Linked DNA regions of Mus musculus: region 1 is linked to region 2. A link is a loop called in an ENCODE intact Hi-C map of the cell type or tissue named here. Cell type or tissue: heart. All regions are shown on one strand. Each heading gives the region's core, and the rest is flanking DNA. Links, peaks and the distances in the headings are about the cores only.

Region 1 (11,057 bases), core at 1,305-9,304, 110 kb before region 2:
CTTGCTATACACCAGGCGCCACGTAAACTCTTCTGGTTAATATTACCTCATTTAATTGCTCAATATGTAGGCAGACACTGCTGCTATTTCCAGGATACAGATGAGAGCTGAACTAACATCATGACAGCCAGTAGCTGTTGGAGTGAGGCTCCAATCTCATTGGGATCCGATGCTCATCTGTCTAAAGAGAGATGAACTGGAGACAAAGAACAAGGTGCACTCTTCCCCGGTGTTCATGTGGGAGCAGGGAGTGAAGCCACAAATCAGGGAAGGAGGACAAAGCCTATATCACCACTTGACAGAGAGTCTCTCCGCCCGCAGCAAATAACAAACTGGAAGCAACTTTAGACATTTGTTGCTTTCAGAAGAGCAGCTAAAGGGAGAAACAACTGAGGTGTTTGCTCCATCGTTCCTCCAGTGCAAATATGACAAGGGGAGAAATGAGCAAAGAACCCATTTTCCCAGAAACAATAGCCACCATTTGCATAAAGAATGTGCTAGCCTCTAGGTAGCACAGGCCCATTTGAGTGTTCTAATAAGGGCTGCTGAAAACTTAAGCTACTGGCCACATGTGAATCACACATCCAGTGTTAAAACAATATTTTAAAAAGGACAGATGCCTCGTTCCTTTTAAACACATCAAATTTGTATGACTCTATAGACACTGAATATTATTTTCTCTCCTTAACAGAAAATCAGAGCAATTAGCTGTTTTTCAAAGAAGAATATGGTTAGAAAGCGACACGGCTGAAGCACAAGGGTGCAAACTGTGGTGGTCTGACTCTAACGTGATGCAGCTTGCCACTATCTCTTCTCTTGCATAAAGTAGACATTGTTGTCCACATAAGCCAAACAAAGGGATGGCGGTCCAGGAAGACTCTGTGAATCATCCCATAATTTAGGTGGAAAATCTGCATATTTTTTGCACAATAATCATCTCCTCAATCATGGGGCAACAGCACCCCTGGTCCTGCCACCCACTGGTGGTGCTCCCTACACTGGTCATCTCAACTCTCTACTGCTTTGCGGCATCACCTGGAGGACAAAGCAAGAGGTTAAGCAATGGCCTGGTCAAAACCAGGACATAACCACAGCTTTAGCATTGGCACCCTGTGGTTTCCACTACCTGGGAAGTAAACCCATCTTGCTGGTAGGCAAACCACAACCAAACCTCAGCAGCTATCCTCATGCAAATGAGGATACTCTGAGGATCCTGCTGGCATCTTTGTGGTAGTCTCTCCTCTAGTCACCAACAGCCTGTCCGGTCTCTGTGCACATATCTGGCACATATCTGTTCCTTACCTCACAAGCGGGGGGGGGGGGGGGGGGACGGGGACTCTTTTTTCTCTCCCTTTGAATCTTAAGACCTACTTGGCCCAAATAAACTTTGCAGAAACAGTGTTCTAGAATGACTGAGCTGGCTCCAGGAGGTTGGGCAGCTCTCTCCCCATCTTAGAATCCATCCCTCAAGCTGTGGAGAAGCTTGGATTTCACTATAATGATGGGAGGGTATCTGGGGAGACTGAGTCTGGAGATAACCAGACATCTTGGCTATGTCCACCCCAGGTAACCTCTAGCTGAGGACAGCTAACCAACTAGCTGTGACTACCACACACACAGAAAAAAAAACGTTTGGAAGAACACTAGATCTTGTTTGAAGCTGCTATATTTTAAGTGATTTGTTATTCAGTCTTAAAAAAGAAAAACAGTATGAAAGATTTTTTTTTCAGTATGAAAGATTTCTCGGTTGCTTACCAGTGTCAGTGTGCAGTGGATCACAGTACCTGGGTGTGCTCACACCTTCATGACTGATGGGCAATTTCTGACCTAAGGGCAAGGGGCAGTAGTGTGGCTTCATTCATTGAGTGTGAGTGCCTTTCTGTGACAGGAATATGCTGGAGCCAAGGATCTTGTAATTTAAAAGTGATCAATGCCTGTAAGAAACCATGTTTGGGAAGAAAGGTCCAATCCTAGCAGAGAGAGAAAGAGAGAAGATGGAGACTTTTTATCCACTTTGTGTAGTGAAGATTTTCATTCTAATCACACAGAAGTACAGAAGAATTAACAAGAGCTCCAGAAACTATGTGTTACTGTGGTCCAAGCAACAGCTTTTCTCTTTTTTTCCAAGAAAAGCAGCAAGGCTTCTTAACTGTTGAGCATTTGCGTGCTTACATGTACATGCCCATATGCACATGTGCAGCATATGTGCACGTGATGACAACCTTAGATGTTATTCTTCATATACTAGATACCTCTTGTCTGTTATACTCTTTAAGTTACATTTTTTTGTGCACATAGAAATACTACAGCCCAGGTATGGTGGCCAGGGAAACCCAGCAGGAGTCTTTCCCTGCTTCTACTATGTGGGTTCTAAGGGATTGGACTCAGTTCCTCATGCTGGAAAGGCTAGCACTTGGCTTTTTCAGAAAGAATATTAAATTATTCCCCCAGTTTTCTGGAATCCTGGAGTCAAAGTCGGAGATGAAAGGGCTAGCTGCTTTGTTTCTTCTAAGCCATCTGTTGATGCTTGGCTTGAGATAGTTAGTTACCCCCTCCCTTGCTGTCTCATGTGACCTTTTCTCTGTGTGCATGAACTCCCTCCCCAGTACGTGCAGGATAGCAAGCATCAGCCTCTTCACAAAGATGGAGATTCTGAGGCCCAGAAAGAGCCCAGCCTTAGTCCAACACTCATCAAAATCACTGATGTGACTTTGAACAAGATCGCAACAATTTGTCCCTCACGTTTCTTACTTACAAAATTAGCTTGCTAATAATCCCACATTATTAAATTGTTTTTGTGATTGTTTAAATAAATTAATAAATAAATAAATAAAGTGGGGTTGCAGAAATGGCTCAACAGTTAAGAACATTTGCTTTTCTTCTTGGATTCGATTCCCAGCACTCTCATGGAGGCCCACAACCATCTCTAACTCCAGTTCCAGTGGGTCTGATGCCCTCTTCTGGCCTCTGCCAATACCAGGCAGGCATGCAGTACACAGACATACATGCAGGCAAAAAACATTGACACACATTGAATAAGATTTAAGAAAAAAAAAGTTAATATTTGTAAACAATAGTAGTTCACAGTGCCTATTTTCAAGTCATTTTATCTTCTGTTGGGTGCATTTTTTAAAATGAAACAAAGTCAAAAGCTTGATGAGCTAGAGCCCACAGGACCAGTGGCCAGCTTGGAGCTGAGTCCTGGCCAAGTGCTCTTTCTTCAGCCCTCCACTCTGCCTCTCAGCAAGGTCTGTGTTTCCATTTCCAGTAAGGGAGCTAAGTCAGCTGTGAGCCCCCTCAGGGCACACTTTCCACCGAGATGTCCTTGCTCACTCCCTCAAGTATCGAACGGGAAAGGACTCACCAGGTTTTCTATAATCTCCATTAGTCCCATACCTAAACATCACAGGAACATTTTTTTATAAGGAGCCTTAAGGAAAAACGTGAAGGAAAATGTATTTGTCTTTTTCTCATTACCTGTGGTGGCTATTCTTGATTGTCAACTTGACTACATCTGGAATTAACTAAAACCTACATGGCTAGGCACACCTGTAAGTGATTTTTTAAATTTTACTTATTTGAGATTTTTTTTGGGGGGGGGGCGGTTGGTTGGTTAGTTAGGTTTGGTTTTTGGTTGGTTGGTTTGTTTGTATTGGCTTGATTTGGTTTGGTTTGGGGGTGCAGTTGAGATAGTGTTTCTCTGTATAGCCTTTTCTGTCCTGGAACTTAGTCTGTAGAACAGGCTGGCCTCAAACTCAGAGATCTGCCTGCCTCTGCCCCCCAAGGGCTGGATTCAAAGGTGTACACCACCACTGCCAGGCTAGTTTTGTTTGTTTGTTTGTTTGTTTGTTTGTTTGTTTGATTGATTGATTGATTGATTGATTTTTAACAAGTAATTAGAAGTAGGGAAAACCTACTTCTAATCCAGATCTTTGAGGTAGAAAGATTTGCTTTTAATCCAGATCTTTTGAGGTGGGAAGATCCATCTTTAATCTGGGCCACACCTTCTGTTGGCAGGCTATAAAAAAGCCATGGGAAGGAGGAAGCTTGCTTTGCCTTCTTGCTCTCGCTCTCCTTTGTAAGTCCATCCCTTCACTGGCCTTGGAGACTACTTCTTTGGGATTCCATGTATACTGAAGTTGCCTAGTGAACTAAATAATTATTGGATTCTTGGACCATTGCTGGACTAGCCAGACCATAACCTGTACGCTATTTTAGTAAATCCCCTTCATACATATGTGTGTAGATATGTGTACTCATATTCATAAATATATTCATATTTGCATATATATTCACACATGTTATATAGTCTATAAGTTCTGTTCCTCTAGAGAACCCTGACCAATTCATTACCCCTCTGCATCTCCTTGGATCACATGTAGGGTGAGGACTTCAGAAACGACTCAAAAAGCATGTTTACTGCCCAAGTGTATTAAATAAGAATCAAAGGGTTAAATCTAGCCAGACACTACCTGGGATGGTGAATTCTTCACAGATAGTCTACTTCCTATGCTCTGGCCAGCCTAGTCCCATTTCAGAAATGCTCATCGGGTAACACTTTGTCCCTCCAAGGAACATCTGTCCAGGCTCTGCAGCTGGCATGGTCCCTCCATCACAGTGGAGAGCCAGGGTGATGGGAAGATCGCAGTTCTCATTTGCAGCCTGGCTTCTGTCCACATCCCAACAATGACACAACTAGCTCCTCCGAGGAGCACTTTCCAATCTCCACCGAGATCTGTTGGATGGGCAGCCCAGTTTCCATCCCAGCCAAGCACAGGCAGCTGTGGGTGGGGGCGTGGACACCGCTCTCATCCACCCGGGGATCTGGGAAGACGGCGCTCAGCTCCTCACCCGCCAGAAACCCAGCCAAGCATAACAGGGCTGCTGCTGAGGCCTTGAGGAACCAAATGGAAAAGAGCCCAAGTTGGGGCTATGAACGCCAAGGTCATCAGAGAAGCATGCTCATCTACCCCTGCTGATGGAATGGTCCCAAAGGGAAAGATTTAACTTGTTTTAGGAACTAGTCAGAGCCTGGATTGGGCGCACTGCCAGCGCATTACGAGAACAATCTCTGGGAAATGGAGAATGGGGTTCTTTGCCAAGCAGACTGAATCTCTGGAGCTTGACATCCAGTGGCCCCTGATACTCAGCCAGCCCCTCATTCCTTGGGACCTCCCTCATCAGTGCAGCACCAGACAAGCTGGGTGTTGATTCTTATTCGCCATATATGCAGAGTTCCTATAGTGCAGAAGTTACAGAAAGGGCTTAAGGAGCCGCCTCTGCCCTCCAGGCCTTTGTCTGGAGCCCACGGATAATTACAATACAATACCTTAGATGCTGCAATGTTACAGCTCATCCCCAGAACCCAGAAAGAGGAGCCCTAGCCCTGTCTGAACAACCAGGAAGAGACACGGGTCTGGCCTGGAGGAGTGACCCTGATCAGATAACACTGATGAAATGTCTTCTAGGTCCTGAGTGAAGACCAAGACTGGGCAGGGACAAAGTGAAGGTGTGAAGGTTTCAGTGGGTTCTTCCAATTGCCCCTGCCCCTGCCCCTTCCCCTAAGGGAGAGTCTCCCCTGAGGAGATAGATCATTTACTACTTAGTTTAGCATCCTGTCTTTGTGAGCCGACCCAGATACATTTCCAGAGGCCTTGGGAATCTCCAAGAACCCCAACAGTACATGCCAGCTTAACTCCAAGAAGGGGAACCAATGTCCCCTGGCTCACACCCTGAGCAGTCAGTCACACCTGTGAAAGAAAATGAAAGACACGCCACCTAGGTTCTAAAGTGATCACGTGTGAAATTCCAAATAAAACCAAGGATAGAATTAGGAATGAAGATAGCCCTTGCCTCCTCAAAGGTGCCGGTGGCAAATTCACAGACCCATCTCTATGCCAACAGCTGTTCCCACAGAAACGCTGCCAGCCCCCGAGGCTCCCACTTCCTGTGACTTCTTCACAGGGCCTTTCATGATCCTGGGGTCAAGAGTGAGCTCAAATAAGCCTTCATGAAGATAACTTGGACTTTTTCAAAGAGCTGTCTCACTTTGCCATTGAAGAAGGGTCTCCTGGTTGGGCTGAGGAGGCTGCCTCACCTACAGGGCTCACCTACAGACCAGGAGGCTGTCACATGGCACTGTCCTAGAAGTCATGAGAGGAGGAGGAGGAGGAGGAAAAGATGGACAGGGGACAGGCAAATGGGAGAGGGAAGAAAAATTGGAGGACAGTAGAGAAAAATGGAAGGAGAAAAGGAAGAAGGAAGGAAGGGAAGGGGAAAGTAGAAAACTTATATTTCTTTGAGTAGACACAAAATACCATGAGACATTTTGTTGACCCTATTTTAAAAAAAAAAAAAACTGGGACTATGAGAAATAAAGGAAATCACTGAAGGTCAAAACCCTAGTAAACAGAGATTTGATCCAAACTCCAAGGACTCTGAATCTTGTGCTTTTTCTAGACAGCCCAGATAAAAATAACTTCCCTGTATTGAGCATGTGCCCCATGCCAAGTCCCGAAAAGGCACTTTACAAATGCAGTTTCTCCAAGCACAGCAGGCCCTGCTCAGCTGCCTCTGCAGTGCAGGAGGAATAGACAGGGCCACCCCAGGGACTTGGCACCCTGATGGCAAAAGTTTTAAAATGATGGAATAGACACATCTAGTAATCATGGTGACTAGCACGTACGTGCTGCTCTGGTAGAGACCTACTTCCCAGTAGCTAGCTACATCTCTGAACAAACACTGTGGGTGAGGCTTGGCCCAAGCTCCCCTACCTTCTGCTGTCTGCCCATCAAGGGGTCACCAACCTACCCAGGGCCTTGCAGAAGGTGACCACACAAATATGGTATGGGATTCAAATGCAAGCCATGAATCTAGAGATTCCTTTTCTTTATGAAGCTAAAACTCTGCCAACCAAAAGATTGTCCTATGCCTGGAGACCCTACACCTGGAGACCCTACCTACCTCACTTTTCTGAGGTTAGGAATACCATTACTTTGGATGTCTCAATGCTTTTAACAGATTTTGGAGCCAATGAACAGAACCAAGCCCATGGCAGGCATGACCATTGTGTGGGTTGTTTGGTGGATTTGACTGTGTCTGTCATTTTGAAATCAGCAGTTCGATGATTTTTAACCACATTCATTTGTTGTTCAGCCCTCAACCCCATTCCTCTCCAGAACTTTGTCACTCCAAACTGAAGCTCTGTAGCCATTAAACAATAACTCTATGGCCTTCTCCTTACCCACATCAACCACTGCTTTGTTTGCATAGCCTGGATTACCCTAAATTTCCTACAAGATGAATTAGCAGCACTTACCCTTTGAGAGCTGCCTTGTTTTACTTAGCACAATGCCCTCATGGCTCATCCACGTTGTACTTGTATCTAAATTTTCTTCCTTTTAAAGGCTGAGTTCTGTTCCAGTACATAGATCTACCAACTCTTGTTCATCTGTTCATCCTTTGATGGTGCTTGATATAATTTTTAAAATTTATTTTGGCCTTACACGTGTCTGTGTTTTCCCTACATGTTCGTATGTGCACTATATGTATGCTTGGTGCACACAGAGATCACAAAGGGATGTCAGATCCCATGGAACTGGAGGTATGGATAGTGGTGAACAACTATGTAGGTACTGGGACCCCAACCTAGGCTGCTGCAAGAGCAACAAGGTTCTTAGCTACTGAGCCATCTCCATAGCCTCATACTTGGTTTAATATTAAAGATCACTGTAATCCAAAAGCCTAGGAATTCTTTATCCAGCCTATGTGCATGTGTAAGGGATGCTGTGTTCACTACTCTCTTTATTCTGAAGCACCTTATGGCAGAGACAATAACCCTGTATCTGTTATTATTATTATTATTATTATTATTATTATTATTATTATTATTATCATTTTGAGACAAGGTCCCTCTATGTATTTCTTCCCATCCTGGAACTTGATATGTAAACCAGACTGACCTCAAACTCACAAAGATCTACCTGCCATTGCCTTCCACATGGTGGGATTTAAAGGCATATACCACCAAGCTCAGCCCTTAACCCCTATCTTCATCTAACTTGCTGAAGGAACATCTCATTGGATACCATAAGAAACATTCAGTCACTAACTTTAGAAACACAAGAATACCCCCAACTGTGGGATTCAGAGTAACCCATGAACCCCCAGGGCAATGGGCTAGCCAGGAACTCAGCAAGAGTAAGTGCCTTGCCTAGCATAGGACCTGGTGGGCAGACAGAGAATGCTAGCCTCTCCCCAAGGAAGCATTGGGTCATCGGCCTGGCCTTTCACACCACCAAACTGTGGGGTTAGGCAAGGGCTAGCAGTGTGAGGGGTCAAACCACAGCAACTTCTCCTCCTTCAGAAGTGACCCAGTGGGGAAAATGTCAGGCACACTCCTTACATGTCACCAGTCAGTTACCCATACATTGATTTGCCACCACTTTTCCACGTCTTGGGGTTCATCTCAAGGTGGTGGAGATGTGACTCCTGTCCTGGAGGAGTGAAGCCTCATGGGAACTCAGCAACTTCCATGTCTGAGAAGAACCTTGGTTTCCCAGCCTCACGCTTTTCTTCTGAAATCAATTTGTTGAGGCTAAGACTTCCCGCCTGGCTTTCCCACAGTCTCCTTTCTCAGAGAAGGTGGAGATACTTACTATCTATGTGATCAGTGAGTTCAGGAGCAAACCAGACAAGCCCTTCTGCAGCCTCTCTTTAGGAATCGCCTTGGGCTGTGTCTGTAGGATTGTGTTTGTGAGGAAGAACTCTGGACTTGCCTAATGGTGCCATTGCTGGGGTGGACAAGCCTGTTTTACTCCAGGGAGCAGCCTTTAAGGAACTCACTGTGTGATCACGAACTTCTGGCACATTCTTCAACCCACCTCCATGTTATAAATCCCCATTGCTCTGTTTGTTCCTAGCTGAAGAGAAAGAATGTCCATTACCTTGAGCCCCTTAAAATAACCATTGCTTACAGTCACTACAAATCCCCCTAAATCCCAGCATTGTAACTCTGTAAAAGCTTTACATTTCTATTCACAAAATCCAGGGATGGTGTTCTTGCCGGCGAGGTCCTATGGTTAAGGGCTTCAACTGTCTGGCTTCCCAGTCATGCCAAAGACGGACATCCCTATCATGGTGAATGCCTTATAAACCTACTGCAGGGTGCTTTTCAGAGCAGACCAGGAAGTGTTACAGATCACTTCCACCCACTCTGCACTCGGAAGAGTCCACAATACCCACCAGGTACTGCAGAAGAGGCTAAAGACTGTGGTTTACTCCTGTGCCCCAGAGACAAGAAGAGAGCTAAACACCACTGATGAACTTGAGTGCGTACTACTAGAGCCTATCAGGGTCTGATGCTTTCAATATGAAGGTAAAGATTTAAAGATCCAAAGTACAGGACTAGGTTACTCAAAATGCACAGTCATTTAGCAACAGAGTTGGGAGGAGAATCAGGAGTCACAGGAACTAAACAACAGAGGAAGGAAAGGATGGGGGTGAAGCTGGAGAGGTGAGAAGGCCTTAGGGGCAAGCAACCACCCTGTCTCCAGAGGGGGGAAAAAGACAAACAAGAGCTGACCGGATGGAGATGTCAGTAACCAAATCTCCCATCAGACCCTTGGATGAGAGCAGCAGTTCCCACACTGTCACCCTCCAGGGCCCTTTCATAATTTTCCCCTTTGGACCTCATGTTTTGAAAGATTGTGTGTAACAAACAAACTGTACTCATTGGGTAATAACAAATACATTTCCCCACTTACTCATCAAGGGTGTGTGTGTGTGTGTGTGTGTCTGTGTGTGTGTGTGTGTGTGTGTTAGCCACAACTGGATGTGCTCACTTTGATTTCTTAACCATATTCCAGCAATGTCTGTGATGTCACCAAGAGCCAATCAAATCTTCTGACCCACGCAAAACACATTGCTTCCATGATTTAGTTCCAGCAAAACAAAGAAACTAAGAGATTGGCTAGTCTAAATTGTCCCAACATGGGATGAAATGACAATTTAAAAGAGTCCAAAAAAATACTCCTAGGCCCACAGCCTTATACAGGACCCTAGAGAATACAAGAGTCCTAACTCCAAGATCCCCTTTAAAGTTCCTGCACACTGCACGCTTCCTGTGGGGCCACCAGCATATAATATTTGCTATCCCAGTCTTTCAACCCCCACCCCACTGGTACATTCTGAATGTGAAATGTCACCCACAGACTTATGTTTTGAACACAGCCTCCAACAGGTGGCACTATTTTGAGAAGTTATGGAATCTTTGAGACATGGTTCCTTGGTGATGAATGGCGACTTCTGGGGTGAACCTTGTAGGTTTATAGCCCAGCCCCATTTCCAGTTCTGCTTGCTGGTCCCTGATTCTCCAAAATATGAACAAGCCATGCCACAAGCAGCCACCACCAGACTGAGCTGCTCCAAGCTCCATGCTACAAAGCACTGTGAGCCAAGAAACAACTTCCCTCTCTTAAACACATACCATCAGATATTTTGTCACAGTGAGAAAAAAAAGTAATATACCAACAGATAATGCCAAGTTGTGTGTTTGATTGGTTGGTTGGTTGGTTGGTTGGGTTGGGTTGTTTGGTTGATTGATTGGGTGGGTGGGTTGTTTGATTTGACTTGTTGGTTGGGTTGCTTGGTTGGTTGGTTGGGTTGGGTTGCTTGGTTGGTTGGTTGGATGGGTTGGGTTGGGTGGGTTTGGGGTTTGGTTTAGAGGATGGAGAGTTTCTTTTCATTAAATAAGAAGTTTCTCAAAGACAGGGGCCATGTCTCTGTATTCCTATCATCTATATGGTACCAGATAGTCAATAATTATCACACACAAAAAATAAAATCTACATATGCGTATGATGGACTCTACCTTTTGCTTACAGGTCAGGCTGGCAAGCAGAAGGAAAGGAAACAGCCCACTTGAAGTTGATGGGATCAGAAAGGCAGCCAAAGATGGAATATATAGACAAGATTTTCCTCTCCCCAACCAAATGCTCTGTGTGTGCCACTGACTCTACGGTTCTGGAAGTTTTCTTGTGTGTGTGTGTGGGGGGGGG
Region 2 (11,057 bases), core at 1,329-9,328:
CATCAAGGAAATGCAAATCAAAACAATGCTGAGATTTCACCTTACTCCTGTCAGCATAGCTCTGATCAATAAACCAAGCGACAGACCAAGCTGATGAGGAGTCAGAATAAAGGGAGCACTCATCCATTGTGAGTGGGAGTGAAAAGCGTGTACAGCCACCATGGAAATCAGTGTGGCAGTTCCTAAGGAAGATGAGAATCCATGGACATCAAGATCCATCTACACCACTCTTGGCCATACAGCCAAAGGCCACATCATCCTCCCACAGACCGTCTTCCTCAACCATGCTTCTCTATTCATGATAGCCAGAAATTGAAAAGAACCTAGATGCCCCTCAACAGAAGAATGAATAAAAAAGGGCTGGTGAGATGGCTCAGTGGGTAAGAGCACCCGACTGCTCTTCCAAAGGTCGGAAGTTCAAATCCCAGCAACCACATGGTGGCTCACAACCATCCCTAACAAGATCTGACTCCCTCTTCTGGAGTGTCTGAGGACAGCTACAGTGTACTTACATATAATAAATAAATAAATAAATAAATAAATAAATAAATAAATAAATCTAAAAAAAAAAAAAAGAATGAATAAAAAAAATTATACATTTACACAATGGAATATTACTCAGTCACTAAAAAAAATAATAATAATGAAATTTGCAAGTAAGTAGATAGAATCCAGAAAAACAAATATGGTATATATCCACTTATATGTGGATATGAGTTGTTAAGTCAATGATAACCAAGCTACATTCCTTAGAACCACAGAGGACAGATATGGTGTTCTATTATAATAAGTTCTGTGCCTTTAGTATGAGAAGATGCACTACCGAAAGAGAAATGCAAGCACCAACCTAGCCACAAACCCTTTCATCTGCAATAGTGTTCTGCCTGCAAGATCTGCTAAAGCAATGGTGACACAGAGCTTGTGGGAGTGGCCAACCAATGTCTGATCTGACTTGGGGCCCACTCCAGGAGACGGAACCCATACCCACAAAGAACCTGAGACTAGCTAGCCCAGGAACCTAGGCTAAAGTCAAATACTACTAGTGTTCCAAAAGGAGAAAGATACAGCAATAAAATGACTCCTAAAGACATGCTGCTTTACTCATACGCATTCCTTGCTCAGTCACCATCAGGGAAGCTTCCTCCTCCAGTCGATAGGAAAAACTACAGAGACCCACAGCCAGACATTGTGCAAAGGGTAAGAGACCTTGAAACACTCACCCTAAATAGGATGTCTCCACCAAATCTCTTTCCTCAGGAATCAGGGAACCTTGCAGAAGAAGAGGCAGAAAGAGTGTAAGAGCTAAAGGGGATGGAGGATACCAAGAGAACAAGGCTAAGACAATGTGGTCAGCATGGATATGAGATCGCAGAGACTGAGGCAGCATGCACAGGGGCTGCAGGGCAGCGTGGGTCTGCATCAAGTCCTTTGCATATATATTATGGCTTCTAGTTTAGTGGTCGGTTTTTGTTGTTGTTGGGTTTTGGTTTGGTTTGGTTTGGTTTGGTTTGGTTTGGTTTGGTTTGGTTTGGTTTGGTTTTTTGAGACAGGGTTTTTCTGTATAGCCCTGGCTGTCCTGGAACTCACTCTGTAGACCAGGCTGGCCTCGAACTCAGAAATCCACCTGCCTCTCCCTCCCAAGTGCTGGGATTAAAGGTGTGCACCACCACTGCCAGGCTCAGTTTAGTGTTTTTTCTGGCATTCCTGAGTATGCAGACAAATGGGTCTGTGTCTCTTGTGCCTTCTCTTGTACCCTTTTCCTTCTGTTTGTTTTTGGTCCAATCACTCTGTGTTAGTTTTTATTTTATCTTATTACATTTTATTTTAGTATTACCCATTACAAGCCTGCTTTTTTTTCCCTACTGAGAAGCAGAAAGGAGGTAGATTTGGAGGGGAGGTGGGGAGGAAATGGGAAGAGAAGGGGAAATTTAAATCAGGATATGTTATGTGAGAAAAACATCGATTTTCAACAAAAAGGAAAAAATCATGACCAAGAAGGGACTTGGAGATTATTTGACGTTCCTCTTCCAGGTAAAGTCCATCCCTCACATTAATTGTCAGTCAAGAAGACATGCCACAAGACAATCTGGTAGAGACATTTTCTCAATCGAGGTTCCCTCTTGCAAATGACTGTAGCTTGTGTCAAATTGACATAGAAGTAGCCAGTGCAATGCACTCTCTTGAGAAGAAAATCATACTGCTGGAGTTAGATCATAGATGTCAGAAATAATCCCTGAGCTTGCTCCACATCATGGATAAAAATAACTCAGAATGCATACAGGACCAACCGAAAACTACAGGATCCTTTGAATGCCTGTCTTTAATCCCAGCGCATATAAGGATCTAGGCCAGCCTTGCCCAGTCACATAGAGAGTTACAAGCCAGTGTGGGCTATGATTACCCTGCCTCAGACACATGCCCCCCCCACACACACACACATGCACACACACACACACACACACGCGCACTCAAGCACACACACTAAATAAATAAATAGAACAAATTGTTTAAAACTTTAAAAATTTAGAAGGAAATAAGCATAAAATTTTATAAATAGGTTAAGTAAGAAACCTCTTAAAGCAGAAAATAAGAGGGAACCGAACATTTTGAATATTACATAAAAATATAAGGCTTCACCTCTTCAAGAGACGCCCTTTAATGTTGGCATTATTATGTGCCACTATGGCACATAACTGTCACCCTGGCACTCAAGTACCCAGAAGACTGAGGCAAGAGAATAGAAATTTCTAAGCCAAGCTGGGCTACTACAGCCAGACCTGTTTCAAAGAGCAAGAGTGAGAGAAAGAACACCATCTTTAAAAGGTATGACAAAATAACCACGGAGTGGGAGGAGCCAATGCAAAATTGATTTTATATGGGGGTGGGGAGACCCTACCTTACACCTAGACTATTAAAAGAACTGCACAACTCAAGAAGAACAACGCAAGCATCTCAATTATTAAAACAGGCATAATGCTTTTTATCAGAGAAAGATGCACGTGGCAGATGGACCGTGGAAAGGGGGGATGCTAAGCCTCATTAGTCACCAGGGAAGAGGAGAGGAGACTACAGTGAGCTGCCGCTGCTGACCTACTGTCCCTAAATACCAGCAAGTCAGCTTTGGGGAGCTTGGTCCATCTCTCCAGCTTGTTCCCACTGACACCCAAATTGCTTCTGCATAAAAGAGTGTAGCGTTTGAACATGCATACCTGTGTGCCACTTGCTGATACTTTGATCCTGTCTAGATTGCTTACAGAACCTAACGCTGGATAGATGTCTAGATCTAGGTGAGCAGCTGTCCTCTTCATGGAATGGTGGCAAGGGGGAGTCATACGACCCATGTGTGCTGCACCGGATGCTTTTTGAAGTACGTTAGGCCCGCGAATGAAAAGAATGTATGGTGATCTGATGGCCATTGGTGTTGTCAAGCACGCAGCTGTTCTGAGCTCTCCCATCTTACTGTTGGGAGTGTTCAGCTGACAAGCCCGTCACTTCTTGTCAAGTAAAAATATGAAGCAGGAGCCCAGGAGACACGAAGAGGCACAAAAGCACAAGTGGTTTTTGGAGGAGCTTTGTAACAGTCCCCATTTGGGAACGTCCAGATGTCTGTGTGACGGTGAAGCGATGAACAGTAAGTAGATAACCCGTAGAAGAGAATCAGTCCTTCTCAGGGGGAGGTTGCAGCGGGTGGACTCTGGATTCTAGAGCAGCCTGAACTCCATAAAGAGTCGTCTGGGAGAAGGGGAGGAGGAAGAAAGCAGGAGTGTGGTGGGGCTTGCTGGCTGAATCTGTCAAATCACATCCATCCGCACCCTGGAAAGGAGTCCGCTTTATAGAAAAGAGACCTCACTAAACATAGCTTTTTAAATCATGCAAAACAGCGTTTGGGATACAGCTCTGATGTCGAGCGTGCCTGAGGCCCTGGGTTCCATCCCCCAGTATGGCTTAAGTTAGACATGGTGACACAAACCTTCAGTTCCAGCCCTGAGGGGGTGGAGGCAAGGAGATTAGACGTTCAAGGGTATTCTCTTCACTTCTCCTAGCTTTCGATGGTATAGAAATCAGAACGGCTGGCTGTAGGCGTAGCTCAGTGGTACAGAAATCAAATAGGCTGGCTAGCGGTACAGCATGCATTCCATGCACCATGGCTGATTAGCTTGTTTCCTTACACAACACGAGACCACCTTCCTGAGGATGGCAATGGCCACAGAGGACCCTCCCACACCAATCATCAATCAAGAAAATGTTCCAGAGACGGGCCCACAGGCCAACCAGATGGGAGCAATTCCATAATCCAGGCTCCCACTTCCCAGGAAACTCTGATTTGTGTCAAGATGATGGAAACAAATCTTAGTACAGTGGCGCATAGCTGTGACCCCAGAACCCTGAGAGGCTGAGAAAAGATTGTGAGTTTGAGGTCAGCCTGGTCTACCAAGTAAGACAATATCTAAAGAAGGTAGCAGGGAGAAGTACAATTTGAGAGAATCATACCTGTAGGGTCTTCTAAACCAATCATTATGCAAATATTCATGTGTATTTGGTGAGTCCTAAATACTATTCCAGCCACTGGGAGTTGGGATTATAAAAGTACAAGTTGCTGAGGTAGATCTGATATAGGGAATGGCTTGTTCCAGGTGTTCTTTTAAAGTCCTCTCACTATCCTACTAACACAATTGTTAGCAAAAGCCACGTCTTTCCAGATATGGAGACTGAGGCATAGGGAGATTTTTTTCCCTGTCAGGCTGACTAGGAGAGTCAGACCTGGAATTTTAGCCCAGAAATTCCAGCTCCAGGCACTTTCTCTTCAGACACCCTGGCAGGTTCTAACCTCTGCTGTGTGTGCCCTGAGGTACCTGGGAACCCGACTCAGAATGCCACCTTTCTCAGGTCAATTGGATGTCCTCCAACTCTCAGGCCTAGTGAGGTTAAGGCTCCCAGACTGGACTCCCAGTGAAATAAGATCCCGCATGGCTTGGAGCTGACGCAAGCCGGCTGCCTCTACCTGCAGAGCTGCTGAAAAGCTTGCCTCTGGGGTGTGGAGGAATGTTCTGCCTGGCCCAAGAGCTGGATTTTACTATGGCCACCCCTCCAAGGCTCTGCCCACAAATAGCCTGTCCAATAACTCTGCTAGTTTCTGGCTTGACGGGATGAAAAGGATATGTCTGCCTCTGGGACGTCAGCACCACTTCAGGAAGCAGTGTGGGGACGAAGCCAAGGGCATGCTGAGCCAGCAGGGACTGCTCAAACTGTTCCAGCAGAAGGCTGGGGAAGGAGCCTGGAGGTCATGTGTGCCCGGGCCTCCCACTGTGCAAATAGGAAAGCCAGGTCCAGACAAGGGAGGTGGCTTGCTTCCTCCTCAGGCTCCTGCGGCTGCCTTGTGGAACACAGGAAGATGCCAGTCTTGGAAAACTACACCCCTGCCCCAGCCTACCTATGTAACTTAGCATCCAAATCCTTTTCTTTTTTCTGTTGTTCCCAGAGAGTGGCCTTGAACTCCACTCTCATCTCCAAGTCACAGAAATCCTCCTGCTTTAGCCTCATGGATACTGGGATTACAAACACGCACCATCGCATATGGATAGCATGCAGGTCTTCGATCCCATCTGTAGGATGAAGATGATGACCGCCCTGGAGAAGGCCATCAACCCTGCTCAGGTGGCTGTGGTTACAGCAGTCCCTCCTTGTGTGCTACCTCACCTGCTCTGTCACAAATAGTCTGAGTTTCAAGAATTAACTTCTCTCCATTGAGGCACAGCCTGTGTTTCACACTTTGACTCTTCCCTGGGTGCTGGAGGTTCTCAGGCTAGCAGCAGCAGCAGCCTCACCCAGGAGCTAGCTGAAAATGCAGAGGCTCAAGACTCACCCAGCCCTGATGAACAGGCTCTGCCTCCCGACAAGGGCCCCACCCCACCCCCAAATGTCCTTCCTTCCCATCACTTTTTCCTTCCTTCCTTCCTTCCTTCCTTCCTTCCTTCCTTCCTTCCTTCCTCCCTCCCTCCCTCCCTCCTGGCCTTTTATTTTTAATTTTACTTCTTTACTTAAAAAACAAAAAAGGGTCCTAGCCATGTACCCCAAGCCACTCTCAAACTCTGGGGTTTAAGCAAGGCCTAGTGGTACACACGTGATCCCAGCACTTAAGAGGCTAATGCAGCAGGATTGTCCCAAGTTCATGGACAGCTACAGCTACATGTCAAGAACAGATCTCAAAAAAGAAGGATCTGGGGCTATCTCTGATGATAGAATGCTTACCCAGCACACACGAAGCCCTGCCACCTGGCTTGCCCCTGCCACCACCTAAACCTGTTGTGTCAACACTGGGAACCAGTAGGGTTATTTTGTTATTTGGGATTTTGAGTTCAACCTGGGCTAGAGACCCTGCCAAAAAAAGAAAAAAAAAAAAAAAAAGAAAAAAAAAAGAAAAAGAAAAAGAAAAGAAAAGAAAAAAGAAAAAAGTCAGGAACACCTGGATTCAAAGCTCAAGAGATCCCCCTGCCTCAGCATCCCGAGCATGGACTTGACATGGACACATTATCACTGGGTAGTTTTGGTAGACTGAACACTGGGCTTTAGTGATCTGCTACTGATAAGCAACACGGATTGAACCACACGTTTTTAACCATTTGGAAAATACTTTATGAATTCGTATTACCCATCTCAAGGATAAGGAGGCTAAACTTGAGGTGGGTGGTGGCACACCCCACATTGTGAGCCTCTGTGAGTCCAGGCCTCTCTGCCTCAGTAGAACCTGAGGTTATGATGAGTCTGAACCCCACTTTCCTGGTCTGCTTGTGAGTCAGACACAAGCTGAGAGCTGGGGACCCCAGTCTCCATCTTCTGCCAGAGGCGGGGTGTGTTCTGAGACCAGGAAGGTGCTAATGACTACATGTGGTTAGACAAGCCTGAGATACTACATGGCTGACCTGTGGGTCATGGCGACCAATGGGCTCTGCTCCCCACCACAGCCATCCTTTCAAGCTAATGAAGAGCACCAGCACTTCAGATCTGGCAAAGCTTCGAGCTCAGAAAGAAAGAAAGAGGGAGTGTGACAGTGGCCTTCCTCATCACCACACACCCATATTATAGTGAGGAAAAGGCGGTCCAGAGAAGTATTGCAACCTGTTAAAGTCCACAAAACAAATAAGCATGTATCTGGGGTTCAAGTCCAAGTCTGCTTGTCTTCTAGCCTTGCTTGGGATTGTCTGGATTTTGAGCCTGCCATTCAGAGACTTGGACTGCAAAAATCCATCCTATAGCCTCCCAGGCATTGCCCTGCCAGAGAGGCAGTCAAACTTGTGGCACAGATACTTTGCATGACTTCTCCAAGTCCTGGGGTAGCTAGAGACAGATCCAGGAAACTCACACTCTTTCCCTAACCCAAAAGACCAAATACATTCTTCATTTCCAGTGTCAGGGTGTCAAGTACCCCACCCATGCCACAGCCACTCAGAGAGGTCTGATGGTTTGAGCCAGGAGGATGCTGAGAATTCAAGACCAGACAGAACTATATAAGGAATGCTAACAGATACAGTGGTCTGAGCTACACTGTCAGACTATGAGAGAAAGAGGGGGTGGGAATGAGGGGAGAGAGAAAGAAGGATAGGGAGAGGGAAAAGAAGAAAAAGGAGGAGAGAGGGGGAAAAAGAGAGGAAGGCAGAGGGGAGGAGGAGGGAGGGAAGGAAGAAGGGGAAAGGAAGGAAGAAAGGAGGGAGAGAAAAGGAGAAAGGAGGGGGAGGAAGAAGGAGGGAAGGGAGGAAGGGAGGGAGGGAGAGAGGGAGGGAGGGAGAGGGGGAAGAGAGGGAGGGAGGAAAGAGGAGAAAATGCACGCATGCATACACACACACACACACACACACAAATTGAGCTTTGGCTGGCTTCTCTAGTTATATGTCTCCCTTCTTCAGTCCTAAAACTGGGAGTGTGCTCTGTGATGCCATCACTTCCTAGAAACACAGCAAGCCCTCAAGCCAGAGTCACGATGAGAAAGACCTCTGAGCCCTCATACCCAGGCCAGACTCCTTCCTCTTGGTGCTAAGGCAAGTCTGCTCTTGGGTCACACCAACCTTGGCCAGCAAGCTAATGAAGCAAGAATGAGTGTGCACAGGGGGCTGGCCACCAAGCCCAGGACTGGGCCAGGGCAGGAGCTCCGTGACTAGAAAAGGACACGAGGAGTCATTGCTGTAGTCACCAATCCAATCCAAAGGTCAGACCAAAGTACTGGAGCAGAAAGGCTCTGACTGACAAAGCAAAAGGAGGTGCCACCTCATCTGTCTCTAGATCCATTCTACAAGGTCAACCCAATGGCAACCCACCAACTAGCCCCCTCAAGAGAGCCCAGAAGCGGCTTGTACTCGGCTATGACTTCTGGGCCTCAGGTCTTGGTATCCCCTGGCTGAAAACCAGAAAAGTGTAAACTAAACCTTTTTTTAAATTTTTATATTTTTTTATTTTTTATTTTCCTTCTAGACAGGATCTCACTGTATACCTCTGGTGTCCTGGAACTCAGTATGAAAAACATCAACAAAATCAGCTGCTCAAAAAAAAAAAAGATGAAAAGATGTAGTCTTGCTGGTCTAGCAAGTTAGAACCAAGCAGAAAAGGGCAGAGTTCTCAAACCTGAAAGCCTGACCTGACATCTCACCATGTGAGACTCTAGCTGAGTGGTTCTCCGCCTTCCTAATGCTGCCACCCTTTACTGCAGAGCCTAGCGTTGCTGTGAACCCATACCATAAAATCATTTTTATTGCTGCTTCATAACTGCAACGGTGTTACTGTTATGATTCATAATGTAAATCTCTGTGTTTTCCCATGGTCTTAGACAACCCCTGTGAGTCATCGACCCTCCCCCAGGGGGTCACGACCCACAGGTTGAGAACCTCTGCTCTAGCCTCTTTTCAGTCTTGGGTCTCAGCACCACATTTCCTCCATCTGGCTCCTTGAGGAGACAAACTGATACAATCTATAAGCAGCTACAAATACACAGGCAAGCAAGGATTGATTGTTTCTTCTGATGCTCCTGTTTTCTCCTCCTTCTCCTCCACCTTCTCTTCCATCACCACCTCCTCCTCTTTATTTTATTTCTCTTTTTCATGTGTTCAAAGGGTGTTCATGCATGTAAGCAAGCAAGTACATATATCCATGCACAATCATGCAGAGGAAGATGCTCTTGGCCTTATTGTCTTGAGACAGGGTCTCTTACTAAACGCAAAGCTTACCATTTTGGCTATACTGGCTTGCCATAGAGCGCCCAGGATCTGCTTGTCTCCACCCCCAGTGCTGGGGTTAGGGAAAGCACACTATGCTCGTTTGTTTGTTTGTTTGTTTGTTTGTTTGTTTGGGCTGTGGAGTCAAACCCTGCTTGTATACCAAGCACTCTAACCCACTGAGCCATCTTCCTAGTGCTTTGTATTATTTATTTGTGCCCATGTGTGTGTGTTTAAGTGCAAGCAATAAGTTGGTTCTCTCTTTTCATCGCCTTGTTTTTGTTTCTTGGGTTCACCTTTTTTTTTTTTTTTTTTTTTTTTTTTTTTTTTTTTATGTGTTCTTGCCTGAGACAGGTCTCACGATGTAGACCTTCCTGGGCTGGAACTAGCTATGTAGCCCAGACTGCTCTCAACGTGACTGCTTCCATCCCTCTAATGTTGGGATTGAGCTCCGCTTCCCAGTGCTGGATTTAGGGCATACGCCACCACATCTACCACCACCACCACCACCACCACCACCCCCCCACACACACACACCCCTTGCTTTTGACAAAGGACCTCTCTTCTGTTTCTGCCACTGTGCTATTAACTCCAGGCTAGCTCACTCATGAGCCCTCCAGAGGTTCTCCGACCCCTGCCTCCTCTTCGATTACAGTCTCCAGGTTCCAGTTCCGGTTCTGGTTCTGGGAATCACACTGGATTCTTTGGGCTTGGGAAGCTACTGCTTTTACCAGGAAGCCATTTCTTTGTGACCCTTTCTCTGCCACTTTTCTTTTTTTTTTTTTTTTTTTTTTTTTTGGTTTTTCGAGACAGGGTTTCTCTGTATAGTCTTGGCTGTCCTGGAACTCACTTTGTAGACCAGGCTGGCCTCGAACTCAGAAATCCGCCTGTCTCTGCCTCCCAAGTGCTGGGATTAAAGGTGTGCGCCACCACCGCCCGGCTCTCTGCCACTTTTCTTATGTTTGAAACAGCGTCTCATGTGTCCCAAGCTGTCCTTGAACTCCTTCCATGGCCTCAGACACGTCCTTCAACGTCAGAGTACTAGTTTGACACACAAGCATCATGATGCCCAGCTTGTACAGTACTGGGAACCAAACCCAAGGCCTCATGCTTGTTAGAGAGTTTTCCCCTTCCTCTTCCAGCAACTGTGAAGTCACTTCCACTGAGATCATTAAGGAAGGAGGTGAAGGCTCTTGTGCTGGTTCCCAGGGATCGTGCTGGGATTTGCGCCTCCCCCCTCCCCCCTTGCTTGCTTGTTTGTTTACTTTCTGGGAGGAGTGGATGATTAACTATGCACTTGCCCTCCCTTTCCCAGCCAAAGCCGTGTTGAAAAGCCAATTCCATCACCTCCAATTGCTACAGCGCCTTTCCTCATCCAGGAGGAAATTAGGCAAGGAAGCCATCGCATGGCCCGGGTCTAGTTTTGAAAGGAAGCACAAGGCTGTTCCCACAGCCTCTCTGGCAAGGGGTAGGCCCTGTTTCCAACAGAATCTCAAAACAACAGCAGAAAGGACCTAAGAAATCAAACAATGTCACTCCTGCTTAAAAGTCAATAGGAACGGCAGACTCTTCAGACACAGGAGGAGACCACAGACTAAGATGTCTACCTTCATGTTCATGGTTCTCTGACTTGGAGGCCTGTTAGGCTCTGAGCTGCTGGAGGGTCTCCATCCATCCATCTCATGACCCACCCACTCATCCATCCACCCATCACTTCATCCATCCGTGGCATTTGCCCTTTCCCTTCAGTAGGCACTGTGCTAAGTGCCAGGAAAGAGTAAGGCTTCAGTGGTCCTTGGCCACTTGGAGTTCTCCCAACAAGCCAACGCTGAGTCTCCGCCATGAAGTTGACCACAG

Evidence for each region. A loop is a pair of places that touch in the nucleus more often than their neighbours do. Peaks named below come from ENCODE experiments on the same cell type or tissue, not always from the same donor. Only the 100,000 strongest peaks of a DNase experiment are listed, where the experiment ranks them.
Region 1: a loop joins it to region 2, with 2.1 times the contacts of the local background. A loop is called at or near these places in 2 of 42 quality-filtered maps.

The regions. Positions count from the first base shown.
Region 1 is chr15:59,771,480-59,782,536 of GRCm38, reverse strand. No RefSeq gene overlaps it. Among named protein-coding and RNA genes, the nearest start is that of Gm19510, 18 kb to the left of the region's middle. In heart, for the core only: no CTCF peak of the experiment used is centred there; DNase peaks (open chromatin) are centred at 4,916 and 6,596.
Region 2 is chr15:59,659,781-59,670,837 of GRCm38, reverse strand. No RefSeq gene overlaps it. Among named protein-coding and RNA genes, the nearest start is that of Trib1, 17 kb to the right of the region's middle. In heart, for the core only: a CTCF peak has its summit at 5,199; a DNase peak (open chromatin) is centred at 5,187; H3K27ac peaks cover 878 bases.